Linked DNA regions of Mus musculus: region 1 is linked to region 2. Evidence: chromatin loops called from intact Hi-C (ENCODE). Cell type or tissue: left cerebral cortex. All regions are shown on one strand. Links, peaks and the distances in the headings refer to the core of each region. The heading gives the core; the rest is flanking DNA. Region 1 overlaps Map3k13 (mitogen-activated protein kinase kinase kinase 13). Region 2 holds the start of Gm26744 (a long non-coding RNA gene).

Region 1 (8,667 bases), core at 270-8,269, 67 kb before region 2:
AACAGCCTAGGAGGACCTGTTCTTTTCTCTCCTTTCTTTTCTCTCCGACCTCTCTCCCAAAGTCTCTGAATCTCCAACTTGGAAATGACTGAACTGTCTAAATAATCTAACACCTCCACCTCTGAAGGTGACTCACAGCAGTGACTTGCAGGCTGCCTGCCCCGGTTTTGGCTCTTGGACTCACTTGCTGGATAGGCTGTCCCTAATTAGTACCACAAAAGGCTAAAGCGAGGTTTGTGCCAGCTGCCCCTGAAATCAGCCTCTAGGCCAGTGAGCAGAAGATGGTCAGCTCGGTAAGCGAATAGACCTGGATGGAGCTCATGGTGTGCCCGTTAGAAGTTAGCACTGCAGGGTTCTAGGCTAGAATGTCCGTTTTCCCACAGCCTTCTTAGCACTCAGGAAATAAAGCAACAGCTGACAAGTGGGACCTCATGAGATGAAGGTAACGGAGTGAAGCCTTCGGAATGGGGTAAGGTAGATTTGACAGGGGTCGGTGTGGAAAAAAACAAAGAGCTCCCAAACAAACAGGAAGTGACCAAATTAAAACAACTAGGCTAAGGGGATGAACAGAATTATCTCCAAAGGAAGACTTACAAATGGCCAGGGCTGGGGAAATGGCTCTGTCAGCACAGTGCTTGCCACATAAGCCTGGGAAATGAGTGTGATCCCCAGCTCCCTTGTTCAAAAAAAAAAAAAAAAGGAACCTCAGCTTGGAGTTGGGTTTGAGGGGGCTTAGGGGGAATGAGGAGTCTGAGACAGGAGGATTCAGCCTAGCCTATTTAGTGAGCTCTAGGCCTGTGAGACCCTGTTTCAAAACAAACAAACAAACACCAAAAACCTTAAAAGCCAATGTAGATGTCATGAGGAACAATAAATAGTCGAGTGAGCTCTCCTCTCTGTATGTGCATACATGTGCAGCTGAACACATGTGCACATCTGTACACACACACACACACACACACACACACACACACACATTAAAACTACTGTGAGTTCCTTCTCACCTCAGTCAGTAACTCTCATCAAGAAAAACAAATGACAGCCAGTGCTGGCCAGGATGTGAGGAGGAACTTATTTACCACTGGCGGGAGTGTAAACTGGTCCTGCCGCTGTGGAGATCAAGAGCTCGAGTCCCCACATGACCAGTTTTACCACTCCTGTGGAAATACCTGACGGACTGCGTGCCCTACCACAGAGAATCATGTGTACACATGTTTACTGCAGCCTCGTTACCCATCCACAGAACAGAGGGTAATGGGAACGAGGTACATGCGTACTGCAGAATTTTATTCAGCTGTAAAGAAAACCGAAATGATGGATAATTCAGGAAAATAGATGGATCTGAAAACTATTAAGGTAACCCAGGCTCAGACACAAACACTCCATGTTCTCTGTCATATGTGAATCCCAGCTTCTGATGTAGACACATGTCTTTATGTGCCAGTGAGCATGTGTAGAGGTCAGGAAATGAGGAAGAGGCCCTGGAGAGTCAGGGCAGGGCTTCTGAGGAAGAAGGGGAGGAGGCTGGGGTTCAAGCAGGGATGAGGAGCAGGAATATGGGAGGTGGAGAAGAAGAGAGAGAAGAGAGTGGTGGCCTCAATGAGATCTGAGAGTGTTTGGAAATGCCATAAAACCCCCTGCTACTTTCTTATTTGTACTTAAAAGTAAAAAACACATTCTTGGCCTGCGTTTTCTCCTTCCTGGGTTTTTTTGTTTTTGTTTGTTTTTGTTTTTGTTTTAACTGCACTTGGTTCAACTCTTACAAGCTCAGGCTTGGGACATTCTCTCCTTCTGTTAACCTGTCTGGGATGGAGCCAGTTCTTCGGCATGTGAGAATTCTAAGGCTCAATAGCATCTGGTAATTCCAAAAGGAATGAAAGGTATCTTAAGATATTTTCAAAGGTGCGAGGCATCGAACTTGGGCTTCGAGCATCCTAAGCGTACTCTCTACAGAGATGTATCTCCATTCTTTAATTCTGAGTTTAAACCAATATAAAGCAAATGTTATAAAAGAGGAAAGAAATCAGGCAGTGATGGTGCACACCTTTAATCCCAGCACTTGAAGCAGAGGCAGGAGGATTTCTGAGTTTGAGGCCAGCCTGGTCTACAGAGTGAGTTTCAGGACAGTCAGGGCTATACAGAGAAACTCTATCTCAATAAAACCAACCAACTAACTAACAGCCGGGCCAACCAACTAATGAGCAAGCAAATGGGGGAAAGAGTAATTTCTTAAAAGTTAAACCCTGATTTTGAACGCCAGTACCCTAAAGGTGATTTCATGTTATTCAAACTACACATCTGGGTGTGATCGAACACACTTGTTATTACCCCAGCTACTTAAGAGTTTGAGGCAGAAGGACATTGAGTTTGAGGCCAGTCTGGGCAACAGCAGAAGAAGATGGAGGAGGTGGAGGAGGAAGAGGAGAAAGAGGAGGAAGAAGAGGATGAAGAAGATGATGAAAAACAAACAACAACAACAAAGTAAACATACTGATAAAAATGCACAGATCACTGTGTCAAAATCAAGACCTGATTACTCAGGTCTGATTTACTCAAGAGGATACTTACTGGTGTTGAAAGAGGCAGAGCAACATGGATGGATAGCAACCCAAATCTGCCTGTCCTTCCTGTATGCTTCTCTAACTTGTATGTGGTGCTCAGATAAAGTGCCTCAGGTAGTAAATGTGAGACGCCTGGGGTCTTCCTGTGTGGTTTCATCTACAGCCCAGTACGCAGCTGGTGAGCTACAAAACAGTCCCCCTGTCCCCCTCCACACACACTCTGAGACCACCTTTCCCAGGTTCCTGATGGTTGGACACAGGGGGCTCACCGCTTAGTCTGCACCCCAGCCTTGTGAGGCACACCCTTCCTTTTCATGAGTTTCTCCATGGCATTCGGGTGGATGATTGGACGGACAGGGTGTCGTTTGTAGGTTCCAGGGTACTTCTTTTCCACTGCTTGCTCTCGCCTGTGGGACAAAGGAAAAAAGACACTCATTGGTTTTGGTAGAATAAAGGCTTGACAGAGATTGATGGAAGACGGAGGCTGTGGAACTAGACAACACCCTCCTAATCCTCACCTACAGAAGAGGAAGAGTCAGAATCTAATAAGGGGTTGCTAACCAGAGCACTACATTAAGTAAGCATCCCCCAAATCACAGGCGGGCACTGGGAATATGGCCCAGAGGTTAAGGGCAGTAGCTGCTCTTCCAGAGGACCTGAGTTCAATTCCTAGCATCCAAGTCAGGCTCAGGTAGTTCACTACTATCTGTAACTCCAGATCCAATGGGCCATAGCACTAAATAGAGTTCTCAAATTGCTGAGAAACATTTAAGGAATGTTCAACACTCTTAGACATCAGGAAAATGCAAATAAAAATCACTTTGAAATTTCATCTTACCCTAACTAGAACAGTTAAGATTATACTCCCCACCCCCAACAAATAATGGCAAATGCTGGCGTCGATATGGGGAAAGGGGGACACTTATTCACTTCTAGGTGAATGTACACTGGTACAATCACCATGGAAACCACTGTGCCACTTCCTCAAAAAGCCAGAAATAGATCTATCATGTGACTCAGCTATGCTACTCTTGGTCATATATACAAGCAATCCATGTCCTGCTACAGAGAGACCCACTCATCTGTGCACATCGCTGCATCAGTCGTAACAGTCAGGAGATGGGAACAGCCTAGACACCCGCACACCGGTGAATGCATAATGAAAAGGTGATACATTTACACAGTGGAATAAATGGGGCTGAGCAGTTAAGAGTGGTGGCTGCTCTAGAGAAAGGGGTTTGATTCTCAAAGTCCACAGGCAGTCCACAGCCCTCTGTAACTCCAGTCCAGTGGATCTGATGTCCTCTTCTGTCCTCTGTGGGCACTGCATACACATGGTACACAGACACAGATGCAGGCAAGATAACCATAATATACAAACAAGTTTTAAAAGAGAAGATAGAAAAATTTCAAAATTGTCAGATAGATATGTTTATTATTTCCAGACCATGGAGGTCGGGAGAACACTGAGGGGTGCAGCCCAGTGGGGGGGGGGCTTTAAAGAGAAAGGAGATATAAACGCAGTGGTATAAAAGCTTGAGGAGGATGAAAGGAACAGGAAGGGTTAAATTGGCATGGGGGATGGGAAAGCTGGGTAGAGGGGGGGATATGGAGAGAGATAAAAAAATCTCTAGAAGCTTCTCGAAACAATTAAATGGAAAACTACCACACACACACACACACACACACACACACACACACAGAGAGAGAGAGAGAGAGAAATATAGTTACCCTATAAAGGTTTGCCAGTGCCCTTACTAGATGCCATGGGCTGGCAAATAAGAAGATGACTTCTGTAGTCTGGAGCCACTGCTCTTGGCTTCCTTCCAGAATGTGACAATAAGACCCCATTGCTGAAGGTCTTGTGTTTGAGTTACATAGCACAGAAACATGAAGCTGACACTGCCCTGGAGGCCCCATCATTATTGGCTAGCTTCCATAGTGCTGGATGGTTCTACATGTGCTACTGGTGGAGGAAGGGAGTTATGGATCTAACCTGCTGTGAACTCTGAAACCTACGATCATGACGGGCCAGCCTGGCGAGGCACGCCCACTGGTGCAGCAGTGGCACAGAGCGCGCAGGGGCAATAGCTGCTTTCTCATTTGGCTTTAGACAAAGCCCACAGCTGGTATCACCTTCAGGCTGAGCATCTCTGGCTAAACTAGAACAGGTCCTAAAGGAGAACCTCCTACTATTCTATTCATTGGACACAGTGTCAAATCGACTCCTAATGACTTCTCTGTACACCTTTAGATTTATGTATCTCTCTACCTCACCTGAGAAGTAGGTAATGATTCATACAGAGACCTGCAGCTGGCCAACATGGAGCGCATAAGAGGCTGTTGTGAGATGTTTCCTACAGGGAACATAAAACATGGTGCCCTCTCCTCCCAAAGGCTCAGAGCTCATGGCAGAAGAAGGAGCAGAAAGACTGTAGAAGCCAGAGGTGCTGAGCAAGCACAAGATAACAGCATCCTCTGGAGACAGCAGGACAGTGAGTGACACACTTGAATCTAAAGTGGATCTGTCAGCATGCACCAGTCCCGTGCAAGCTCAAACCGAATCCTAGCAAGGAGAGAGGAGTCTGACATGGTGACATGCCCCTAAGCCGAGGAGCTGCTGCCTGACAGCTACCCAGGGAGGGAGAGCTGGTTTTCTTTAATGTTGGCCATAGTGGGCATAAAGTTGGATGGGTAGGGAAGTGGGGGGGGGGAAGACCTAGGAGAAGATGGGTAGGACTGAATACCGTCAAAACTCAGCTCATTTTATGAAAACTCTCAAATAACTAATTTGAAAAATGCTTCAAGTAGAAAAGAGGTCCCATTCATATTAATACATATAAAATTGTGAATAAAATGTGTAGTAAATTATCTTTGAAACAGATAAGGGTGTGGCCAGTGCAGAGTATCTTCATTTGCCCACAGGTTCTGGCTACACCTAACAGATACCAGCTCGTTGTACAACCAGGCTGCTACTCAAGTTTAGGCAAACAAACTGAAGGTACTGAATTTAAATTAACTCAACTTTATTCTGTCCTTAGCTCAAACTCCTGCATTAATCTTTCTCTTCCCCAATGTGATAAAGGACTGAAGCTTTGCTTATTTGGGGTCAAGACCCCCTGGTTATTTTGATAGTATCAGGGATCCCTTAAACAGTTTCCAGCAGAACTTTACTCTCAATGGCCAGCAAGTCTCTGCTTATCCACACTAAGTTCTTCCAAACATGAAGCCCCTCTCTGAACTCTGGCAACTGAAGTACACATGCTAGCCCAGGGAGTATGCCCGTACCAGACCTTGCTTGTATGCCTCAGCCAAGTCCTTAAGGAAATGTGACTAATATCTGCATGTGCACTGTAGCGGCCCCACGCAGGAGTGACATGTCCCGTTGACTGACAGACTCCAAGCAGTGAAGATGGACCCCGGGCTGAGTACTCACTTAAGGAGCTCCTTCTCGCGCATCTCCAGCTGCAGCATGATGGCGCTCAGCTCCATGTACAGATTGTTAGCCCGTTCGAGCTTTCTCTCGTAGTGCTCCCGAATATCCAGAGCATGCCTGTCAATGAAAACACAGCATGAGCAAGACCCTAATGACATGTGCAGTGGTTTGCTTCAAGGCACTAGGTCCAGGGAAATCTGAACTGTGCAGTTTATCCCAAGGGCCCCTCCAGCCATAGCATAGAGCCAGGTCGGCCACAGATAAAGAATATATCAGGGTGCACAATTTTTTTTTTGAGACAGGGTTTATCTGTGTAGCCCTAGCTGTCCTGGAACTCATTCTGTAGAGCAGAAATCCGCCTGCCTCTGCCTCCCAAGTGCTGGGAATTGCTGAGTTTCCTGAAGCTTTGAGGTTAAACTGCTCCACCTTCAGAACCACGAGCAGTACATTTCTTCTGTTTATAAATTGCTAAATCTATGGCTTTTTTTTTTTATAGAGACCTAACTGCCTATTACAGTGGAGGCCAGGAGCTAGAGCTTATAAACTCCTGGCCTCCCACGGCACTGAGAACAGTGGAAGTGCTCTAAGACTCTCTGTGGTAAAGGACCCTACAGGTGGGAAACAGTTGAGAGGCGGTAAAGAGTTACACATGAAGGAAGCTATGTGTGTGGGTGTACATGGACCATGGTGTCCATGTGGAGGTCCAAGGTCAACCTCAGCTGTCGATCCTCACCTAGTGCTGAGCAGGGGTCCCTGCTTGCCTCTGCACTGCACACCCCAGGCTGGCTGACTCAGAAGCTTCTGGGAGCCTCCTGTCACTGCCTCCCATCTTGCCCCAGGAGCTCTTGGGTCACAGCTGCCATGGCCTGCTTTGAATGGGATCTGGGAATTCGAATTCAGTTCCTCATACTCCTGTGGCAAGACCTTGTCACTGAACCATTGCTAACTACAGGGTAAGCTTCTGTTGTTCATATGTTAATCTTTTTATTTTTTTCTTTTGTTTTTTTGTTTTTTGTTTTTTGTTTTTTTGAGACAGGGTTTCTCTGTATAGCCCTGGCTGTCCTGGAACTCACTTTGTAGACCAGGCTGGCCTCGAACTCAGAAATCCGCCTGCCTCTGCCTCCCGAGCGCTGGGATTAAAGGAGTGCGCCACCATGCCCGGCTTTTGTTAATCGTTTTTGTTGTTGTTGTTGTTGTTAATCATTTTTTTTTAACTCACACGAAAGTTGTATGTATTTACAAGGTACCAAGTGATATTCTGATATATGTATTTGTTGTACAGTGTTCCAATCAGGGACTGGAGAGATGGTTCAGCAGATAAATGCATGTACTGGATAAATGCTCTTCCAGAGGACCGGAGTTCAGATCCCAGCACCCCATCAGGTGGCTTACAACCACCTGTGCTCCAGGACATGTGATACGCCTGGCCTCTGTGGGCGTCCACACTCATGTGGTCATACACAGACTCAAATATAATTTAAAATAATAAAAGTGGGAAAAAATCAGGGTAACCATGGTAGTCTCCTCCAACAATGATCATTTCTTTATGCTGGAAATATTCCAAATCCGTTCTTCTAAGCTTCTTTAATTCAAAATTAAAAAAGAAGAAGAAAAAAAGAAATCCCAAAGTTTAAGTGTGGTGGCTCGGGCCTACAATCCTCGTATCCAGGAGGCAGAGGAAGGCAGGCTCCAGTGATTTCTAGCAGCATAATCTACATACTAAGACCCAAGCTAGCAAGGACCACACAGAGAGACCTTGCCTCAAATAAGCAAACAAACGACTCCGAGTGAGGGAGGAAGCGAGGTGAGCTATTAAGCTATTATCTTTACCTGTCGTGACGAGAATTGAAGAACTTTCTTCTAATTATAACAGCATCCATTAGTCAGCTTCTCCCCCCTCCCCCGCCCATCCCTCTGCACAACCTCCCAGTCTACAGCAAGCACCATCCTAGTCTCTGCTTCTTTGAGATCAGCCTTTTCAGACTCCCCGGGAAGGCCAAATCTGAGCAACTGAGAAAGCTAGGGGAAAGATGAGGGAGAAGGAAGTGGCGATTCACCAGTGTTCCTGCTCATGTCTGAACCTTAGGGTGAGAAGAGGGGCGGGGTCAGCTGACCTGAGCACTGGGGTGAGAAGAGGGGCGGGGTCAGCTGACCTGAGCACTGGGGTGAGAAGAGGGGCGGGGTCAGCTGACCTGAGCACTGGGGTGAGAAGAGGGGCGGGGTCAGCTGACCTGAGCACTGGGGTGAGAAGAGGGGCGGGGTCAGCTGACCTGAGCACTGGGGTGAGAAGAGGGGCGGGGTCAGCTGACCAGAGCACTGGGGTGAGAAGAGGGGCGGGGTCAGCTGACCTGAGCTCCTCCCTGCGCCGGCGAATCAGTTCTTCATCTAATCGGTGTATACAGGTCCCTTCACTTTTGATTTTCTCAAAATGTTTCTTCACTTCTTCTCTCCATTCAGCCTGAGTGAGGAAAGTTTAATTTTGTGAATGTTGTAGTTTCCTTCCCTGACGGGTCCATAGGACCGTGTGCAAGGCATTTCCTTCTGTGCCTCTGCATGCTTTCCCCAAACTTCCTACAAGAGCTCCGGCAGGGGAGTGCCAGAAGTGCCAAATCAAACCCCAAACATCCCCACCCCACCCTCTGTCCTGACACAGTGCTGTCTCTTTTCCAG
Region 2 (8,667 bases), core at 545-8,544:
TCTTTCCTCCTTTGCATGTCAGAATTCTGTTTTCATTCATCTTCTCTCTGTCCTTTCCCAAGACTGACCCCCAAATGACCACCCAGATAGTTTCCAACCCTGCCCACACGTGACAGTACAGGAGCCTTCAAAGCACAGGTGACTAGACTGTGACTAGCCAGTTACATCTGAGTGTCCACAGTGGGAACATTACATCAGGGCTTCCCATTGTGATGTTTATGAGACAGGCTCTCATGCAGCTATGGCTGACCTCAAACTCACTCTGTGGTTAAGGGTGGCCTTGAACACCTCACTTCCCTGCCTCTACCTCCCCAGTAGGATTACAAGGGTAGGCCATCACATGCAGCAAGTGTTTTGTTTCTGAAAGTTCCATGACAGAATGCCAAAAGAGAAAGAGTATCCGTTTTAAAACAACAGTCCCGGAACAACTGGATACCCATATTCTAAAGTGACATTGAATCCCTTTTTCATGGCATATTGAAAACTTAATTAAACTTTGAGCTAAAAATATAAACTGTTTAGATGCAAACATAGGGATGGACCTTAATGACCTTGTCAGGAAACACTGCCCTTGATATAACATCAAAAGCACAAATAAGGAAAGAGAAACTGAACTTCATAAAAACTTGGTCTTTCATACTTGACACCAAGAAAGAGACCATCCGTGGCTTATGAGAAAATAGTTGCAAGTCACTGAGATCTGCACAGCGTGTATCCAGAGAACAGAAAGGTCTCTCATAAATCAATAATAAAAACATAAGTGGTTAATTTTTAATATATGCAAAGGGTCTGAACAAACATTTCTCTAAAGAAGATATACATATGATCAGTAGACACATCAAACATGCTCGATACCGTCATCCCCTACGGAGATGTCAACAAAGGCACAAGGAGGTGCAATTTCAGATGATTAGGGGATGGTCAGGACATGACAGGTAACGGCTGCCGCTTCCCAGGACTTGGGGAGGTTTGAACTCTTGTGTGTTGCTGATGGGAATGTGCTGCCAACTTAGAAAGCAGTTCAGCATCTCCTCAAATGTTACTGTACAGTTACCATATGACCCACCATTTCTATTCCAAGAAAAGTGGAAAGATAAGCAAAAACGTGTATGTGGATATAAAGAGCAGGAGGATTCCTAGTACCTAAAAGTAGAATTAGCCCATGTCCACGGATGAGTAAAGAGTGGTGATTTAACTATGTACGCTTACATACTATTTATAAAGAGATGAAGTACTGGTATATGTTATGTAAATCAAGGATGAGCTTAGGAAAAAGTGAGGAAAGCTAATTACAAAGGATCATATGTCATGTGACCTCATCTATAAGAAATACCCAGAATAAGCAAAAAGATGTAAGAAGGGAGGTCGATTGGTGTTCGCCTAGTGCTAAGGGCATTGAGAAGTGAGCAAGGCCTGCTAATGAGTGTGGGGTTGCTTTTTTTGTGTGTGATAGTGAAAATATTCTAAAGTTGACCCTGGTCGTGGTGAGCATACTAGAAAATTACCCAATAGTGAAAAAGAAAAGAGGAAGAATGGAAAAGAGAAGGGGAGGGAGAGAGGAAAATTGTGTAGTGAATTATACTGTTAGAGTCAATGTCTAATTTACCTTCTAGACTTCTTGGGAGTGAAAATTGCATTTTCTAAAACCTTAGCTCGTCCCATTTTTTCCCTGAATAATAATTGACATAGCAGGAGTATGGAGTGTGATGTCCTTGGAATAACTTTTTTCCTCTTCAATCAGCAGTGTTCCTAGGCAATGCTCTTTAATTTGAACAAAGAATACAAGTATCAGGCTGCACACTGGGGAGAGTTGATCATCTTGGCTCTCTTGGGTCACATGTGCTCCTCATGTGGCTAGTGAGCGGTGGCACACAGGGGAAGGCAAGTAGACAGGGCAAACCAAGCTGCAGGTTCTGCCACCCACTGCTGGCTGCTGTGAACACATCTGTGGATGTGGCCTCTTGCCCTTGGGGACTACTCCGACACCAGCAACCCAGGACACGGCTTTGGTCTGATTAACTTTGTTTCCTAAATAAATTAATTCCTACTCCTGGAGTAGTTTCAATTTTTAGACAGAAAGGCATCTGTTGATAATCGCTGATACACAGTATTTTATTGTTTGATATTAAACAATTAAAAGCTATTGTTTTATCCCACAAGTACAATATACATGAAAATAAATATAATCTGGAATACCGGCACCAGCGGGGACAGTGGGTTCTAGATCCACTCGGTGCCACAGGGGGACAGTTTTACTTCACTCAATTTATGTGCAAGCTAAATTTCTTTCCTGGAAATAAAGCTCTGATTTAATAAACTATGCATAAAGGTGGGATCTAATGAACATTTCTCAAAATGCCTTTGAATACATAAACTTAAATTTTTAAAAGGTTAAAAAGTTGGTCTTCTGGTAGACTTCAGCAATTTAATGTATCTTTGGAAATACTTTCAACACAGACTTGGAAGGACACAAAATAGAAAAATGCACTATATTGAGATATTGTATCTAAAATAATATTGAATGTGTTCAACTAAGCAAATAAAACAACAAAACATAAAACTACCATTGTCGGGCTGGTGAGATGGCTCAGTGAGTAAGAGCACTGACTGCTCTTCCAAAGGTCCTGAGTTCAAATCCCAAAAACCACATGGTGGCTCACAACCATCTGTAATGAGATCTGGCGCCTTCTTCTGGAGTGTCTGAAGACAGCTACAGTGTACTTATATATAATAATAAATAAATCTTTGGACAGGAGCAAGTGGGGTCCTAAATTTAATTTCCAACAACCTCATGAAGGCTCATAACCATCTGTACAGCTACAGTATACTCATATATACATAAAATAAAAAAATAAATCTTAAAAAAAAAAACTACCATTGTCTGGGCAGTAGGCAGAGGGTTCCCCTTCTGCAGCTCTAGGACATGAGAATACACAGAAAAAAAAAAAAAAAAACCAGAATGACAGCATCCAAGGTTAATTTGAGGAAGAAAATAAAATATTTCAGCTTTGGGTGTAATAATTTTTTACAAAATGGATGTTCATTGGGACGATTAAGAATAACCCTTCCTCCAAAATAATCCACCAAGGAATGATCTGAAAATGGGGACCACAACTTAGAACCTCTGCTTAGGAGAAAAACTCAAAACAAAGCATTGATTATACAAAGTGACTAAGACATGGTTGAGTGACAAGAAATAATGGTGCATGTTCTCTCTCTCTCCCTCTCCCCCACCCCCTCCAAAAAAAAAAAAAAAAAAAAGAAAAATCAAACGCATGTCTCAGAGCAGGACATCAGTTGCTCAAAGTTGGGAAGTGCAGTTAGGTCACCTGTGTCCAGGAACCACCCTGGACAGAACAGGACAGTGCTCTATCTGTTCTCTTGAATGTCACAACTTTCTTCAAAATAAACCTAAGCATTGAAAAACAACCCCAGATACTTCTGGTTAAAACTATGAACAAATTATCACGCCAATTTTACATGTGCAAGACATCAGAACTTCTCTCTATTTCCAAAACACAGTGGCGTAAACTCTTCAACTGGAAGTTCACCTTAGAAAACTACTCAGTTACATTTCTTTACAATACAGTTTTGGAACATGGGAAGAAATAACTTCTTTAGCAATCTTTAAAAATATATCCTTACAATTTAAGGATAATTCCTGTTTAGTCTTCACTACAGATATTCTAGTATAAAAATAATATGTAAAAAATGGCAGCAAATATATATATACAAATATATCCCAAGTGCTCTCATCATAAAGGTTTTTGAAAAATGGTCACACAAGATGTATTTATGGGAACATATTGCAAACACGAGATATTGATGGTTCCACGACTAGGAAACAAAGGCAAGGTGAAGGGTGAGACATGGCAGAGAGGACAGCAGCACAGGAGACAAGTGCCGGGCAAGAGCCTGCTCCTCGCCTCGGTCTCGCCAGCCCCACTTTCTGCAGCTCCTTCCTGGTATTCTCCCAGGCTCCCCCACAACACATCCACATCCCCTGGAAGGGAACTGAATCTCCCTTTAAGACAAACCAAGCAAGCATCCAAAGGTAACGTGCAGAACCGTAATCAAAAAATGTCCACGTCTAGCAGGCAGACAAGCTTAGAAATAACCAGCTGTCAGTAGCTGAGCTGTGCCGGGATTGTGGGGTGGGGGTTGTTCAGGTTTCCTACGAGCTTTTGCTGTCTCTTTCACCTTGGGTCTCCCTCAGTAATATCCGTTTTCTAATAAGCTTAAAGCACAAATAAATTCCCCATCTGTCCTTGTGAGATACATGCTGACGAAACAGGAAAAGAGTGTAATACTCACAACAATGAAGAATTCCTACACATGCTGTTCCATTTTCTTGCTTTAAAAAGATGGAAGGTTAATCTAAAGAGCCTTGCAGAATTGGAAAAATAAGGGGGAGGGGATTCTACCCACACAATCCTCTGGCCCACCGCAAAGGAGCTCAAAGCTTGCTGACGTCACACATTCATGAATGGATGTAAATTGGGCTGGTTTAGGATTCCGCACAGACTTAGTGGCTGTGTGTGCTGTGAAGGAAAAGGTTGGGGGGAGGGAGAGGGAGGGCCCAGAGAATGCCCAGCCAATAGGCTTCAGGCAGGTATGGCCAGCCCTCTTTTAGAAAGAATCTGGTCACAGAATAAACAGAGCCCGCCAATCAGACATCTATCACAGACCAGCAGAGCCACACAGCGCAGAGAGAGAGAGAGAGAGAGAGAGAGAGAGAGAGAGAGAGAGAGAGAGAGAGAGAGAAGAGAAGAGAAGAGAAGAGAAGAGAAGAGAGAGAGAAGAGAGAGAGAGAGAGAGAGAGAACTCAAGTGTGACAACCATAAACACATTGTTCTTGCTATTGAATGAAGGAGTCAAAGTGGAAGTTTAGAAGGATCAATGCTCCCAAAGGTAAAATATTTTTTATTCACTAGAGCTATTAGAGCGATTTCCTTTAACCCTGTCTTGATGTTTAGTAACATGCCTAATGCAATAAAAAGAAATCAAAGTCAGAGAATTCGTTCTTAAGATTGGTGTCAGATCAGCAAGCACACACCCCACAACACAATTTGAAACAACAAAATAACAGAACATGGGTGTATACAGTTTTCTAAGATGGAATTACATAAGCTGTATTGCTTTTATCCCAACATGTTCCTAACCTTTGTTATGTAGCAAAAGTGGGAGGAGAAGGGTAATTTACAGTTAGATTTAAATAAGGGACAGCATTCCCTCATTGATTTTATTCAATGTCTGATATTCAATTAAGACAAGGCTCTAAAAGGACTCCTAGTGAATCTTGAAGCAAAAGATACACTTCAGTATAAACTCTTAGCAGTAAAAACAGCTGTGTTCAGTCACCAAATGGGCTCGTGGCAATTCTTTACTCTTTAAGTTTGTAAATGTTATACCGAAGTAGAAGCTAACGCAACTATCTTCTCCCTAACATGTTGCTTTACAATCACCAACACTTCCCAAGCATTGACCATCATTTGTGTATTTGTAGGATGGTCTCAAATCCTTGAACTGAAGTAAGAACAGAAGTGTTTACTGCAAGGTCGCTGTTGTGAAACGTCTTGTGGCTGGGAGCCTTCACAGGGGGTCTTCTCATGGAGATGCCGTGTAAGGCAGAGAAAGGGGACAGCGTTGTTCCGAGACTTTCCACTACTGTTTCATGCGAGGGATAGACTACTGATGGCACAGAGAATCAACAGATCACTATAAAGAAGGTTGCAGACTATTACTGTGGGAAAAATGGACCAAAGAAGCTTGCTTATCTATGTAAGTTAGGATTGTTCATGGCTAATATTGTATAGAAATGGTGCTAGCAGACCCTGTGTGTACCCCAAAGGCTATGCCAAATATCCATGACACCACGCTTACTTCAGAATCATTGAATGGGAAGAAGACGAAGAATATCCATACTCATTCTCTGGACTTACTGTGTTCTCTGTCAATAAGGTTGGTGAACCAGCACACCAGGCTAGATGCCATATCCTAGCTAGACAAACCTTAATGGCATAATGGAGAGTCAATGCATCCTCCCTGCCAAAAGCACGCTTATTAGTGAAATAGGTAGGAATTCCAACTGATAATGCCAACTCATTGGAGCAAGTGGTTTCTCAATTGATCAAATATTTAGCAACCTCAAAATACGTCATCCATAATATAAATTATGGTGATGTGCCATAACCAAGCTTTTAGAGGTCTAAAAATACTGCGTAGAACTTAGTGGAAATGCTTTACACACTAAAAGAGCAGAATGAAACGGTTTCCATCTGCACGGCACTGCCCAGCTCACCTGTCTTCTAGACACAGGGTGAGGACTGGGGACAGCTACAGAGAACGGGACAGTTACTGCCTGAAGACCAGTGTGAAGAATAGAACTAAACTCAATTCTGCTTAGCCACTCGGGTGTGGTCATGCGTGTCTCTAGCTCCAGCTTTTGGAAAGTGGAAGCAGGAGGATCGTAAGTCCAAGGCGAGAGGAATCTAGGCACAAGGTGACAGTCGCACTCAGGCTCAAGGAGGATGAGAACAAGAGGTAGCAGACACCCACCTTTTCCATTTAGGTTTGCCCTCTTCCTGTCCCCATTTTGAAGGAACTGTCTCTCCTCCTATTTTCAACCTATGTGATTCAGATGAACACCACTTAGGGTTCAAAAGCAAGCAGAGGCACAAGTCTGGCTACCTCATGTCTTTGGTTATGGCTAGTGACAAAGGACAGACATGTGGCATAAGCCAGCCAACACAAACGATCATACTCAGCCTCAGAATCCTTGTAACACTATCGGGGACATTTTTTAAAAATTAGGAAACTAGCCCTAAGGACAACATGAGCAGAGACCTGAATTCTTTTACTAAGGACAAACAACTGCAAAGACAGATTCCCCCACAACAGGACAGAGCATCTAACAGACATGTCTGAAGCCTCTCTCCCCACGTCACAAGGCAACCTTCTAACTTCATCTTTTTAAAAAGCTTAAACCATGTGCTTTACCCAACTCTATAACTCCAGCTCCTCCCCTCAAATGCACCCAAAATATTAACCTTAAAAGAGTCATATACTTTGTATATTTATTTTGAAGAAAAAAGATGCACCCAAAATATTAATGTTAAAAGAGTCATATACTTTGTTTTGAAGAAATAACGTTATTATTGTTTGGAAAATGATAATCTTATTGGATTCACTTTCTCATACACACACACACCTCTCTCTCTCTCTCTCTCTCTCTCTCTCTCTCTCTCTCTCTCTCTCTCTCTCTCTCTCTCTCCCTCCTCCCCACTGATCCCATAGAGTTAAGACAGAGCTGCTTGTGATGGAGCAAGCAGTATGTGGAGGCCCAGCACGACACAATGAGTATCTGCTGGGTATTTTTGAGAGAACATCTTCAGTCACAAAACTGCTAAAACAGCCATATTTTCTCTGTGCATGTTTGTATGCCTGTGCGTATGTGCTTGTGGAACCCATAGATGTCTTCCTCAGTGGCTTGCCACCTTATTATTTGAGGCAGGGTCTCTCCCTGAATCTAGAGGCAGGGTCTCTCCCTGAATCTAGAGCGCAGAATCTGTTAGACTGGATGGCCAGAAAGTACCAGACAACTGCTTGTGTCTGCTGCATACCTACTCCCTCTCCCCCAACTCTACAGTGCTAGGGTTTCTGAGACCACCGTACCTAGAGATGCAACACACACACACACACACACACACACACACACACACACACACACACACACACTGTGTGGGCTAGAGTCATCCCCCATGTTTGGAGATGCACACACAGACTCACACCTGGGTACTGGGCATCCAGACTCTGTCTTCATGATTGAAAGGCAAATACTTCATTGACTCAGCCATCTCTCCAGCCTCTAGAATTTCTTAAAGTAATAAATACACACCTGCTGTGTAACAGGGATACTCCACTCCTAGTGGAGATATAAGGGTTCGAACACAGAATATCATTCAGAACTTTGATTTATTCTTGGACCTCACTCTGCTCCTGGACTGGGAAGTTCGTTTAAAGCACTGCTATTTAGTTGACCACCTCTACTGTTACACCATAACACATTACAGACCATTCAGGTCAAGCGTCTACTCCTGCTGTAGCTTTCAGCACCAGCTAATTGAGCTCAGGCTTGCCAGCGTTATTCCTAAAGAGATCACCTTTACACTCCTTGAGGAAGTGAAAGCAGTGTGTTTTGTTTTCAGTATTGTATGAAAACAGGAAACAAGAAAACAGGAATTTAGAACACATACACACACACACACACACACACAACCTTAGTACAAATAGAAATGCCCAACAAGAAATAACTGCCATGTTCAGTAACCATGAGAAATGTGCTAGTCACATATGCTGCAATTTGGATGTTTTACAACATACCTGAAAGAGTAAAAGAAGCAAAATAAAACAGCAAATTCTTTATATGACTGTTCTGTTGTTACGGTTCCGAGTCAGAATCCCATAGCCCAGACTGTCCTCCAAGCCACCATGTGGTAGAGGCTGAAATGAGTTACTGCTTCTACTTCCTAAGAGATGGGGTTACAGGCATGCACCAACACTCCTAGCGTCCTTTGTGATTCGTGTGCTATAAAGTCCTAGGAAGAGAGTGCTCATTTGAGAAGCCATTCAGTGGCTGTCAGCTAGGGAGAAGCATGGCAGAACGAA

Evidence for each region. Hi-C counts contacts between places; a loop is a spot of excess contacts. Peaks named below come from ENCODE experiments on the same cell type or tissue, not always from the same donor. Only the 100,000 strongest peaks of a DNase experiment are listed, where the experiment ranks them.
Region 1: it touches region 2 in a loop (2.1-fold over the local background); 4 of 42 quality-filtered maps call a loop at or near these places.

The regions. Positions count from the first base shown.
Region 1 is chr16:21,908,453-21,917,119 of GRCm38, reverse strand. It overlaps Map3k13 (mitogen-activated protein kinase kinase kinase 13), which reads right to left. Exons shown (of 13, transcript NM_172821.3): 7 at 8,346-8,455; 8 at 5,998-6,114; 9 at 2,831-2,968. Among named protein-coding and RNA genes, the nearest start is that of Map3k13, 21 kb to the right of the region's middle. In left cerebral cortex, for the core only: no CTCF peak of the experiment used is centred there; a DNase peak (open chromatin) is centred at 3,562.
Region 2 is chr16:21,841,868-21,850,534 of GRCm38, reverse strand. Gm26744 (a long non-coding RNA gene) reads left to right here and starts at 4,670. Exons shown (of 2, transcript XR_875951.3): 1 at 4,670-4,911; 2 at 5,507-8,424. It also overlaps a transcript of Map3k13 not described here. In left cerebral cortex, for the core only: no CTCF peak of the experiment used is centred there; DNase peaks (open chromatin) are centred at 4,033 and 4,551; H3K4me3 peaks cover 1,280 bases; H3K27ac peaks cover 712 bases.